Linked DNA regions of Homo sapiens: all the other regions are linked to region 2. A link is a contact called in ENCODE Hi-C or POLR2A ChIA-PET data. All regions are on one chromosome and are shown on one strand. Each heading gives the region's core, a stretch centred on a gene start or an enhancer-like site at or near the end of the contact. The rest is flanking DNA. Distances are from core to core; before and after follow the strand shown.

Evidence for each region. A loop is a pair of places that touch in the nucleus more often than their neighbours do. ChIA-PET counts read pairs that join two places held with the same protein, here RNA polymerase II (POLR2A). Pooled maps may share reads with other maps.
Region 1: a loop to region 2 is called in a map with no recorded cell type, with 2.8 times the contacts of the local background. The contact joins the promoter of OLIG1 here to the enhancer-like site in region 2. A Hi-C loop is called at or near these places in 6 of 37 single-sample maps with no recorded cell type and 4 of 50 pooled maps.
Region 3: a loop to region 2 is called in a pooled map, with 2.1 times the contacts of the local background. The contact joins two enhancer-like sites. A Hi-C loop is called at or near these places in 3 of 37 single-sample maps with no recorded cell type and 7 of 50 pooled maps. POLR2A ChIA-PET finds 5 or more read pairs at or near these places in 3 of 52 experiments (MCF 10A, OCI-LY7 and activated CD4-positive, alpha-beta T cell).

What each region holds. Positions count from the first base shown.
Region 1 is chr21:33,067,553-33,071,667 of GRCh38, forward strand. OLIG1 (oligodendrocyte transcription factor 1) reads left to right here and starts at 2,589. Exons shown (of 1, transcript NM_138983.3): 1 at 2,589-4,115. The coding sequence starts at 2,695. The coding sequence ends at 3,510.
Region 2 is chr21:33,298,269-33,302,764 of GRCh38, forward strand. It overlaps a transcript of IL10RB not described here. Among named protein-coding and RNA genes, the nearest start is that of IFNAR1, 24 kb to the right of the region's middle. RefSeq lists an enhancer at 3,157-3,206. Within about 2 kb of position 1,288, at least 11 of the 41 ENCODE cell types and tissues checked have a DNase peak (open chromatin) inside an H3K27ac peak, as active enhancers do; they include OCI-LY7, where a contact is called at or near this core.
Region 3 is chr21:33,433,651-33,437,755 of GRCh38, forward strand. It overlaps IFNGR2 (interferon gamma receptor 2), which reads left to right. Exons shown (of 7, transcript NM_005534.4): 7 at 3,178-3,866. The coding sequence ends at 3,312. It also overlaps a transcript of TMEM50B not described here. Among named protein-coding and RNA genes, the nearest start is that of IFNGR2, 32 kb to the left of the region's middle. Within about 2 kb of position 1,306, at least 11 of the 41 ENCODE cell types and tissues checked have a DNase peak (open chromatin) inside an H3K27ac peak, as active enhancers do; they include OCI-LY7, where a contact is called at or near this core.

The DNA.
Region 1 (4,115 bases), core at 1,339-3,838, 230 kb before region 2:
GGCAGCATGTGTGTGTTTCCATCTGTTTGACTCCTGGGTGCCCCTTCCTGTGGGTGGGAAATGGGGAGCGTACAAGTTAGGCAACAGGCCAAGGCTTTAGATTTTATCTTCCCCATTCACTTCCTCTTTCTGCTGGCAGGGTAAGACCCTACGGGCCCCACCTAGGCTGTGTGCAGGGGAGGAAGCCGGAGGGGGATGTCACCAGGGCCTGCCCCAATCTGGCACCTCAGCTACAGGACAGAGGGTCCTGACAGTGAGGGTGGGCATTGCCGAAGAGGCTGGAGCAGGGTTTATGGTGGCAGGATTCTGGGGACACTCTCTTGGGGAACATGGCTGGAACCCACCAACTCATCAATATTGGCACAGTCTAGGCTGGCCCCTCCATCCTTACACCCAATCCCCAACCCGCCCCATCATGGCCCCCTCCTGGGCTTCCTGGAAGCCTGGTTCTGCTGGAGGGAATTCAGGAAGCCAGTCCTTGGTGGGGCCGCTCTGCCTGTCCTGTCTGAAGGCACAGAGCAATCTACTGCCTTCTGGGAGCCTCAGTTATATCATGGACATCAAGGGATCAAAAATGCCCAGCTCACAGGGGCCCCATGAGAACCAAACGTGAAAGTGTCTGTAAAAATGACTTGAAAGCAAGCTGCTTCAACAGAAGGCGAAATGATTAGTGAGGTGTTAAACTTAATTGCTTGAAACATTCAAGACCCTTCCCTTGGTCTCTCTCTCTCCTTCCTGCTTAGTATGGTTCTGCTTAAGCACTCAGCTCCTTCCTACCAAGGCTTCCCTCTCTCTCCCAAAGTGGGGCCCCCAGCACCACGTCCATGTCAGGCCAGGCCCCTCTGAGAGGCAGGAGATCTTACCAGGTTCCTTCCCTCTCTATAAAACCTTTAGGAAAATGCTTGGGTTAGAGCATTGCCAGGAGTTTGTGCATTTAAGGGATGAGCCTCTGAGCTAAGGGAGATTTCAGACCATCTTTAGAGACCTCCAGGACACACAGTAAGTGCCAAGCACTGTGCTAGGCTTCAGGAAGATGGAGAAATGAGCAGGTGGTCCCTACCGTAAAACAATCATAGCCAAATGCAGAGATGGTATCTACATAACACAATAGGCTATGAAGAAATCCTATCAATGGTTTGCCAAGAGTCATGAAAGGAGGAAGAGGAGAAATCACCAAGGCTTCCAGAAGAAAGCAAGGTTGGAGCTGAACCTGAGGCATAGGCAGGATGCTACAGGCAGAGCTGGGGGTCAGAAGCAAAGATCAGAGTGAACCCATGTGGCAAATATTGGTGGAAGAAAACCAGAACAAAGCAGCCCTGAAACCAGCAAGCACAGCCACCAAGATGCCCTCTTCCCCAGGACATTGACAAGTTATAGTAGCATGCACTGGTGCTGGGGGCAGAAAATGTCCATAGACACCAAGTAATGCTATTCTATTTGGCAAATAAAATGATTCATTCCCACCCTCAACCGATAGGACTATGTGGGTGTTTTGTTTTGTTTCTAATAAGAGGCCAATTTCTGAGTGACTTTTGCTTAAGCAAATGTCAAGTTGCTGATAGACCATCCCTTTCGGGGAGGATAGAAACCCGACCCAAAGGCTCCTTTGTCCCTAAAGACCTTTCAATCAGAGGGATGGGGAAGGAGGTTGGGAGCAGCAGGGAGGAAATATCCTAATGCTACTTGTCATTTAGTCCAGAAATTTAGCGACCTGAACCTGGCAGGAAATTATGTATTTTAAGAAAAAAAAAACATGATACACTCATGTTCATAGCAGCATAATTCGCAACAACCAAAAGCACCCCAAATGTCCATCAACGAATGAATGGATAAACCAAATGTGGTATATCCATATACTGGAATATTATTCAGCCTTGAAAAGGAAGAAACTTTGATACATGCTACAACATGGATAAACCTTGACGACAATATGCTAAGTGAAAGAAGCCAGTCACTAAAAGACAAGTGCTGTATGATTCTACTTATATGAGGGACCTAGAGTAGAACAAATTCATAGAGACAGAACAGAAGAGTGAATTCCAGGAACTTGGGTCGGGGGGAGTGGGGAGTTGTTTAATGGGTGGAGCTTCAGGGTTGCAAGTTGAAAAGAGTTCTGGAGATGGGTTGCACAACAATGTGAATTTAATTTAAATCAATTTAATGTGCACACTAATGCATATAACATTACTGAACAGTACTCTAAACATAAGACGGTAAATTTTATGTTATGAATATGTGATCACAGTTAAAAAAAAATATGAGGGAGGTTGTTTTTGAGTAGACAGTTGCTGGAGGAAGGCACGTGAGTTGCAGCCTGACCAGTGCGACCAGTCCTCCTTCAACAGCCCCGCTTGCCTTGAAAAGGCGCCCTTACTCCGCTCAGGGGGCCTGTCCCGCGCGGCTGGCACAGGCGCTCACAATAACCTCCTAAAGCGGTGCCAGCCGCACCTCCGCGCGGCCCCGGCACAAGCAGCCAATGAACACGCGGCTGCGCCCGGCCTCGCGCCTCCATTGGCTGCGCCCCGCCACCCGCTGCCCCGCAGGTTCCCAAGCCGGGTTTAAAGGGGTAGGGCGCGGGCCAGGGCCCCACCATCGTTTCCCCGCGCGCAGGTCCGCGGGGAGGGGCGGCCTGCCGACCGGCCCACCCCAGGGCGTTCCTGAAGGGCGTCCTCGGCCGCCCCCACCGCCTCCCAGATGTACTATGCGGTTTCCCAGGCGCGCGTGAACGCGGTCCCCGGGACCATGCTGCGGCCACAGCGGCCCGGAGACTTGCAGCTCGGGGCCTCCCTCTACGAGCTGGTGGGCTACAGGCAGCCGCCCTCCTCCTCCTCCTCCTCCACCTCCTCCACCTCCTCCACTTCCTCCTCCTCCACGACGGCCCCCCTCCTCCCCAAGGCTGCGCGCGAGAAGCCGGAGGCGCCGGCCGAGCCTCCAGGCCCCGGGCCCGGGTCAGGCGCGCACCCGGGCGGCAGCGCCCGGCCGGACGCCAAGGAGGAGCAGCAGCAGCAGCTGCGGCGCAAGATCAACAGCCGCGAGCGGAAGCGCATGCAGGACCTGAACCTGGCCATGGACGCCCTGCGCGAGGTCATCCTGCCCTACTCAGCGGCGCACTGCCAGGGCGCGCCCGGCCGCAAGCTCTCCAAGATAGCCACGCTGCTGCTCGCCCGCAACTACATCCTACTGCTGGGCAGCTCGCTGCAGGAGCTGCGCCGCGCGCTGGGCGAGGGCGCCGGGCCCGCCGCGCCGCGCCTGCTGCTGGCCGGGCTGCCCCTGCTCGCCGCCGCGCCCGGCTCCGTGCTGCTGGCGCCCGGCGCCGTAGGACCCCCCGACGCGCTGCGCCCCGCCAAGTACCTGTCGCTGGCGCTGGACGAGCCGCCGTGCGGCCAGTTCGCTCTCCCCGGCGGCGGCGCAGGCGGCCCCGGCCTCTGCACCTGCGCCGTGTGCAAGTTCCCGCACCTGGTCCCGGCCAGCCTGGGCCTGGCCGCCGTGCAGGCGCAATTCTCCAAGTGAGGGCGGGCCTGGGCCTGGGGCGCGACCTCGGCCCGGCCTCCCTTCGCTCAGCTTCTCCGCGCCCCTGCTCCCTGCGTCTGGGAGAGCGAGGCCGAGCAAGGAAAGCATTTCGAACCTTCCAGTCCAGAGGAAGGGACTGTCGGGCACCCCCTTCCCCGCCCCCACCCCTGGGACGTTAAAGTGACCAGAGCGGATGTTCGATGGCGCCTCGGGGCAGTTTGGGGTTCTGGGTCGGTTCCAGCGGCTTTAGGCAGAAAGTGCTCGCTCTCACCCAGCACATCTCTCTCCTTGTCCCTGGAGTTGCGCGCTTCGCGGGGCCGATGTAGAACTTAGGGCGCCTTGCCGTGGTTGGCGCGCCCCGGGTGCAGCGAGAGGCCATCCCCGAGCGCTACCTCCCCGGAGCGGAGCACGCCGGCTCCCAGTACTAGGGGCTGCGCTCGAGCAGTGGCGGGGGCGGAGGGGTGGTTCTTTTCCTTCTCCTCCGCCAGAGGCCACGGGCGCCCTTGTTCCCGCCGGCCAGGTCCTATCAAAGGAGGCTGCCGGAACTCAAGAGGCAGAAAAAGACCAGTTAGGCGGTGCAGACGGTCTGGGACGTGGCAGACGGA
Region 2 (4,496 bases), core at 38-2,537:
ATCTGTGATTGCTTTTTTGAAACTTTTTTCAATGTTTGCTGCATGTATATAGAAATAAAATTTGGCCGGGTGTGGTGGCTCACATCTGTAATCCCAGCACTTTCGGAGGCTGAGGCAGGTGGATCACCTGAGGTCAGGAGTTCGAGACCAGCCTGGACAACATGGTGAAACCCCGTCTCTACTAAACATACAAAAATTAGCCAGGCGTGGTGGTGCACACCTGTAATCCCAGCTATTTGGGAAGCTGAGACAGGAGAATCACTTGAACCCAGGAGGTGGAGGCTGCAATGAGCCAAGATCGTGCCACTGCACTCCAGCCTGGGTGACAGAGCGAGACTCCATCTCTAAATAAATAAATAAATAATAAAATAAAAAATTATTTTTGAAATTGAATTTTAAGATCTTGTTACACTTTTTTAAAGAAAAAAGAAGTTATTATCCAGGGCACAGTACAGAGAAACAAAAGAATGGAAAATATGAGTGGTTAGGATACAAGCCTGAAAAATCAAGCTGCAAGCGTAGATTAGCAAGCTGGAAGCTTGCACAGGTGAATGCGGCAGCTGTGCCAATAGAAAAGGGATACCTGGAAGCCAAGTACATCCAATATGGAGGTTCCTCCTCCCTTCTCTTTGTCGTCATGTGTGCAGGTGTCATGGTGCTGGCCAGGTAGAGACCCCATCTGCAGAATAAAAGATTAGGGTGGGATGGCCAGCCTCTTTGTGGGCTATGTAAATGGCACAGCTGGCCCAACCAATCCACTATGCCCTATATAAATCAAACACTGCCTCTTCAAGCTCATCTGTAAAACCAACCGTATCTTGCCCCAAACCCGGAAACCCACTCGGACCCACTCGCACCCCCTCCCTCTGCACAAGGAAGCTCTCTCTTCTTTCTTTCAACTATTGAACTTCCACTGTTAAACCCAGTTTTTGTGTGTCCATGTCTTCGATTTCCTGTGTCTGTGACTTCAATTTCCTTAGCATAAGACAATGAATCTTGGGTATTTCCCCAGACAAAGGATGCCACTTCACCAGGAAGTGACTAAGGGAAGAACACCTGTGGGAAAATGTCCAAGAATTCTGGGACCAGAAGGGGTTTCAGCAGAGCATCTGTGGGCCACCAATCAGACATTCTAGCAGAAAACATATGTCCAGTTGGTTTGAAAGATTCCCTGAGGGGAAGACAGTGTAAGCCATCCTCACCCCCTTCCACCCTTCCTCCTCGCTCTTTCTGGCTGCCTCGCCTTGTTGAAAATATCTCACTTCCTTTTGGGGCTCCTGCCCCTCCCCTAACATACCTCCCACACCCATCCCCAGACTGGTTTAGCCTCCAGGGCACCTTTGTTCCTTCCTCTCACAACCATGGGTCTCAGCCGTAGCTGCACACTGTGGCCGCCAGGAGAGCTTTAGAAATGTGGATGCCCAGGCCTTACCATGACCAATGAATTTCAGCTCTCTGCAGAGGGATTTTTGCATCAGCATTTTTTAAAGCTCCTAGGTGATTCCAGTTTGCAGTCAAGGTGGAGAACAGCTGCTGTAGCAGAGCAGTTATGATAGATTGAAAGGACGTGCTTACCTGCACTTCTGTGTGACCTTATGTTATCTGGCTTTCAAAGGGGTCGCTTTCTTTTAATACCCAGCTAACTGACTCCACTCATTACCTTGTGCTTCCACAGGAAGATTTCTTTCCTGAGGGGTTGTGAGTGTCTCTGGGAAACATGCCCCAGGAATGCATCCTTCCCATGCACTTCAGCCTTCTCGGCTGCTCACCACTGACCACCTGGGAAGCAATTCTCCAAGTTGCTACCCCTTTCTTTGTGCCTAATAAGATAATCCTAAGTAGCTGGTACAAAGAAATATTTGTTGAATTAATGGATAATAAATAATGATGGCTAGGTGCGGTGGCTCACCCCTGTAATCCCAGCACTTTGGGAGGCCGAGGTGGGTGGATCACCTGAGGTCAGGAGTTTGAGACCAGCCTGGTTAACATGGTGATACCCCGTCTCTACTAAAAATACAAAAAATTAGCCAGGCGTGGTGGCAGGTGCCTGTAATCCCAGCTACTCAGGAGGCTGAGGCAGAAGAATTGTTTGAACCCGGGAGGCGGAGGTTGCAGTGAGCCGAGATCGTGCCACTGCACTCCAGCCTGGGTGACAAGAGGGAAACTCCATCTCAAAAAAAAAAAAAAAGGTAAACAAAAGCCTTCTTGGGATACATGACAATTATACATGCAGATTAAACAGAGAGCTGTAAGTTAACAAATCACCATAAAACATATGCAAGCGAAAAACAAAAATAAAACAAATATGCAAAGTGAAAGAAAACAGTTATGTTCTGTACAGGATATCCAGATGCTACAGTCTGGATGTTTGTGCCTCTCCAAAATTCGTATGTAGAAATCTTTAGGAGGTGGTGAATGGGATTAATGACCTCATAAAAGAGGAGCTGCCCATCTCTTCCACCATGTGAGGACACAGAGAAGGTGCCACCTATGAGGACAGGCCCTCACCAGACACTCAATCTGCTGATGCCGTTCTCAGAGGTGTTTGAACCAGAGCGACTCCATCTTGAAGAGGGGCTGGGTAAAGTAAGGCTGAAACCTACTGGGCTACATTCCTTGGACAATTTCTGTTGTTTTAAACCACCCAGCTTGCGATCATTTGTTACTTCTGCCGCAGGAAACTTAATCCAGCACGGAAAGACTCTGTTGTTTTACCCTGACCAGTTCTAATATCTTCTTAGTATCTAAAATGGGGAAGAAGATGGGCAGAGGGTCATTCAGATTTATTTTACGGGAACTTAGTATCTTACTCTTCTCAGCAAGGGAGTTAGCTGAGAATGACTGGGCATGCTGCCTCACTGTCCCATTTCCTGAACTCTCTAGTTCAGAAAATGCTGTTGCAAATCAACTTCCTTAAAAAACAAACGGGAAGTAAAAAACAAAGTCTATTTTATGAACTAGAGACTCAGAGACTCAACATGATTTTTCTCCCTGAGTCAGGTCCATGGTTCTGTCTCCTGACCACCTCACCACTCCTGTTTGAATCAAGCAGACACCAAACAATGTCTTTGTTTCCATGCCCATGAGAACTCTTAATTAAACAGCCACTGACTATTGGGCTGGCACTTTACGAGGTCAAATTTATTGCTGTTGGATTGTGATAAAAAAGATAACCGGAAGGTTAAAGCTGTGGGAGTAATATCTCTGAGCAGGAGGAGTCATGGCAAGGACAGACTTTAAATTGGGTTAAACAATTCAATATAAACAGGAAACACAAGCCAGCTGCAGTTCCCCTCCTCTTGGCCTCTGCCTGGGGCCTGCCTGCTACTGGGCTGCCCCTGAGGGTCGCATTGCACACCTGCCCTATGGAGCTGATGGGGTGGGAGCGATAGCCAACCCTTACTTACTGCTTCCTATGTGCAGGTCTTGTTCTAAGCACTTTTACATTTTCATTTAATTCCCACAGCAACCCAGTTAAGCAGATACTATTATCTGCCTCATTTTTCAGATAAAGAAACTATGGCACAGAGAGGTTCAATCACTTACCTAAGATCACACAGGCAAGAAGTGACAGAGCCAGGACTTGAACCCAAGTGGTCTGGCTCCAGACTCAATCATCTAAGATAGCCACCCATGATCCCCACCTCCTGGTAGCCACACCCTTGAGTAATCCCTTCCTCTTGAGTGTGGACAGTGCCAATGACCTGCTTCTACCCATGGAAAGCGACACAGGTGACAGGATGCTGTCTTAGATTCCATAGGATTGTAATTCTCATCTTGCCAGCAGACTCTCTCTGTTGCCTTCTTGGACAGCACACTTGCATGAAGCAAGCTGCCATATTGGAGAAGTCACATGGCTAGGACCTGAGGATGCCTCCTCCAGCCAACAACGAACAGGGAATCGAGGTTCTCAATCCAACAGCAACAGGGTGAGGCACTGTTCTAAAAACAAGAGGCTGGAGCTCAAGGTGGACTTTCAGCGATTCCCTGCTCCTCATCCAGGGAGCTGCCAATCAGGCATAAGTCACGCCCCTTCTGCCAGGCAGGAGACTTCTTTCATTTCTAGGGAAATGGAAGCTGGGGGTTCCCCGATGACTGCTCCATGCGGGAGTGCCAAGGCTGGGCCCCCTTGCGTTAACTTCAGGCAACTCTGAATCATCATCCATCTCCAACTTCTCCCTCTGCCCAATCCTACTTTCCTCACTCCTTACAAGTGTTGTCCCCAAGAGCATTTCCAGATGAATTTCCCACATGCAAATTTTCCTTCCAGAGTGTGTTTCCAGGGAACCCAGCCTAATCTAGAGATCTTGGGAAGACCTGTTGCCGCAGAGTGATGACAATAAAGTCTAGACTTCATGGTATTGAGGAGTGAACAGGAGGGTGTGGAGAAGCTGGGACAGCAGGTGTAGCCAACTCCTTTGAGAAGGACGGCTTTTGGGCTCAGAAGAAGTGTGACAGTGTCTGGAAGGGGCAAGAAGAAAGTCGAGGGGGGGATA
Region 3 (4,105 bases), core at 56-2,555, 140 kb after region 2:
TTCTGGGGCTGTACAGAGTTCTGGAGATGGATGGTGGTCATGATTGCACAATGTGAATGTGCTTGGCACTACCGAACTGTACACCTAAAAAGAGTTATGATGGTACATTTTATGTTATGTGTATTTTACCACAATTTAATTTTTTTTTTTTAATGGCATGGGGTTGGCTAAAAAGGTGGCCTGGCCTGGAGATTGGCTGCAGTAGACCCCTCTCCGAGGCAGCAGGTCTCCTCTGCTGTCTGGAGAATGCTCCAGGGAAGTGGCCTGGCTGGAGGACGTGAAGGCGGTGGAGACAGTGATCAGGAGCTTGAGCTTTGGGGCCCACAGGGTGCTTAGGAGGGCCCTAAGGCAGAGTCAACACCCAGAGCTGTGAGTGCCAGGCCCCGTGTACCCATTGCCCAGTGGGTATTGCTAATATTTGAAAGGACTTGAGAAAGAACAGTAGCGTGGGTCTTGTGGAAAGTCTTATTTTCCTGCATAACCCCAGCCCCCTGAGGCTCTGTGAGGCCATTGGGCCTTCTGAGGACACGGTCAGGACATTTTGGGGATCAGAGGCGAGCTGAGAGAAGAACATTTAAAAAGCATTTGCAGCCGGGCGCAGTGACCCACACCTGTAATCCCAGGACTTGGGGAGGCCAGGGTGGGCAGATCACCTGAGGTCAGGAGTTCGAGACCAGCCTGGCCAACATGGTGAAACCCTGTCTCTACCAAAAATACAAAAATTAGCCGGGCGTGGTGGTGGGCGCCTGTAATCCCAGCTACATGAGAGGCTGAGGCAGGAGAATTGCTTGAACCCAGGAGGTGGAAGTTACAGTAAGCCAATATCGCACCATAGCACTTTAGCTTGGGTGGCAGAGCAAGACTCCATCTCAAAAAAATAAAATAAATAAAAAGCATTTGCTTCTGGAGGCTTCACATTATTCTTGGGTAAACCTAGAGTAAAGGTGTTGGAAGCAGAATGTTACTCAGTTACATGTGGGATGAACAGAGGTTAGATAAGGTCCAAGTCTGCAGAAACATAGCAGCACTTTCAGAAAGAACCCTAGTCACTTGTTCCTTCATCTGCCATGATGTATTGTAGGTACACAGGCAGTATACAGATTCCCTACTAGAACCTCCCTGGTTAATATTGTCACAAAATCACAGCTCCTAACAGGTCTCAGAATCTTACTTGCAGTAATAATCTCTCTCTCTCCTGGTAGAACTACCAGCTGAGCCCCAGTACATGAATATACTATGAGTCATTCCTCTGAGACATGAACAGAAAACACAGGCCTGTCAGTTCACTTTTCTAGGAAAGCATAAAGAACATCCGCCAAAGGTCTCTGAGTTACATGGGAACAGTGAATCATGTTTCACTTATAATTCTGGGGTTTCACAAGGGTACATGTTTTGGTTTTGTTCCTCTTTCAGTCAGTCAGCTACAAGCTTATTGTCTTCCAGTATCTTTCAGCATTTCCAAGAGCTAGACACTAGATTCTTGGTAACTTGGTGAATCTATGGCTAAGCCTAAAGCCTGCGGGAGCAAAAGGGAAATTAATCGCTGGGAAACACCCCTTTATATGTTAAGGCCTAAGGCCCTCGCTCCCAGATTCTCTGCTTGCTGTGCGCTGGTGCAAGGGGAGGGGTGGAGGAGTGCCTGAGACCAATGCTTGTGAACTTGCCCTCTTTTTCCCCATCACAGCTGAACAAGAGCCCCCAGTCCCTCCTTCACTGAAAGGTTACAATTTTAGAGACGTCTTAAGATTAATAACCCACAGGCCTACACTGAGGGTTGCAAGGAAGAACTTGCTTTTCTTCCAATCAGAAAATCAGAAGAAAAAAACAAAACTTGCTTTTCCTGAGTTTTGCCCTTTTAAACTCTCAGCATATTAACATGGTCAGCCCTGGGATGAGTATTAAAGTGATTACTGAGATGAGGGGTAAGGAGTATTCAACTATTAGAAGTTGTTGGCTGGGTGAGGTGGCTCATGCCTGTAATCCCAGCACTTTGAGAGGCCGAGGTGGGTGGATCATGAAGTCAGGAGATCGAGACCATCCTGGCCAACAGGGTGAAACCCTGTCTCTACTAAAAATACAAAAATTACCCAGGCATGGTGGCATGCGCCTGTAGTCCCAGCTACTTGGGAGGCTGAGGCAGGAGAATCACTTGAACCCAGGAGGCGGAGGCTGCAGTGAGCTGAGATCCACGCCACTGCACTCCAGCCTGGCAACAGAGCAAGACTCCGTCTCAAAAAAAAAAAAAAAAAAAAAAAAATTAGCCAGCCGTGGTGGTGCACGCCTGCAATCCTAGCTACTTGGTTGGGAAGCTGAGGCAGGAGAATTGCTTGAACCCAGGAGGCGGAAGTTGCAGTGAGCCGAGATCGCGCCACTGCACTCCAGCCTGGGCGAAAAAGAGACTGACTCAACAACAATAAAAAATTGTTGCCGGGTGCAGTGGCTCACACCTGCAATCCCAGCACTTTGGGAGGCCGAGGCGGGCGGATCACCTGAGGTCAGGAGTTCGAGACAGCCTGACCAACATGGGAAACCCCGTCTCTACTTAAAATACAAAATTAGCAGGGTGTGGTGGTGCATGCCTGTAATCCCAGCTACTTGGGAGGCTGAGGCAGAGGTTGCAGTGAGATGAGATCGTGTCATTGCACTCCAGCCTGGGCAACAACGTGAAACTCCGTCTCAAAAAAAAAAAATTGTTTCATTGTTGAATAAAAAGAAAAATAAGTTATGTCATTGGTGGACAGAATCAACTTATATCTGAATAAAATAACTATACCAATTAAAACTAAAGTAGGCCAGGCGTAGTGGCTCACGCCTATAATCCCAGCACTTTGGGAGGCCAAGGTGGGTGGATCATTTGCGATCAGGAGTTTGAGACCAGCGTGGCCAACATAGTGAAACCCTGTCTCTACTAAAAATACAAAATTAGCCAGGCAAGGTGGTGGGCACCTGTAGTCCCAGCTACTTGGAGGATTGAGGCAGGAGAATCGCTTGAACCTGGGAAGCAGAGGTTGCAGTGAGCTGAGATCACACCACTATACTCCAGCCTAGGCAAGAGTAAGACTCCATCTCAAAAAAAAAATAAAAATAAAAATAAAATAAAAACAAAAACTAAAGTTAAAAGGTCTGGTATACTGAACTGGTAAACTAATTACAATTTTGCTTTCCAACCTCCTCAAGTATTTAAAAGACCCAACTCAGCCCATCTTAGAGGCCTTGGACAAGGACAGCTCACCAAAGGATGACGTCTGGGACTCTGTGTCCATTATCTCGTTTCCGGAAAAGGAGCAAGAAGATGTTCTCCAAACGCTTTGAACCAAAGCATGGGCCTAGCCCACTGGCTCCCTGGAAGAGATCAAGCCATCGGAGCTGCTAGAGTTCTGTCTGGACTTTCCAGAGACCAGTATTCCCTTTTGCTGCCTCTAAAAGGCCTGTCCCTGCAGACATGAGAGACAGCAGGTCTCATGGGGGTGACAAGCTTTTTTTTTTTTTCTTAAAGAATTTTCAAAATCAAATTCCAGAATGATTTTACGGAGATATCCCAGGAAAATTAAGGCTTCTCTTAAACACTAAAAAGGCATGTAATTGCTTGTTAGCAAAATGGATATGACACATCTCTGATACTTTTTTCATTATTGGTTGGGCTGAGCAGTCAGAAGACCTGGTCGTCGTCTTGACTTTGGCAAATGAGCCGGAGCCCCTTGGGCAGGTCACACAACCTGTCCCAGCGAGGGACACCGAGTGGCCCTTCATGTACATCCATGGTGTGCTGGCTTAAAATGTAATTAATCTTGTAAATATACTCCTAGTAATTTAAGATTTTGTTTTTAAACTGGAAATAAAAGATTGTATAGTGCATGTTTTTTAAAGTCTATGTGAAGTGTTTTCTTTATTGTAGCCTATTTTCTGCAGAGTTTCAGCTTTCTAAAATTACTCAATCTAAACTTGTTTTTTCTTAAATAACACCTGCTAGAGCTACTGAGGCCTCATGGGAACTCAGCAAACACTTCCTATGGATGTCACTTGATCCTCCAAAGGTTATAAAGAAGGCCAGGGCCTAGTGCAGTGGCCCACGCCTATAATCCCAGCACTTTGGGAGGCTGAGGTG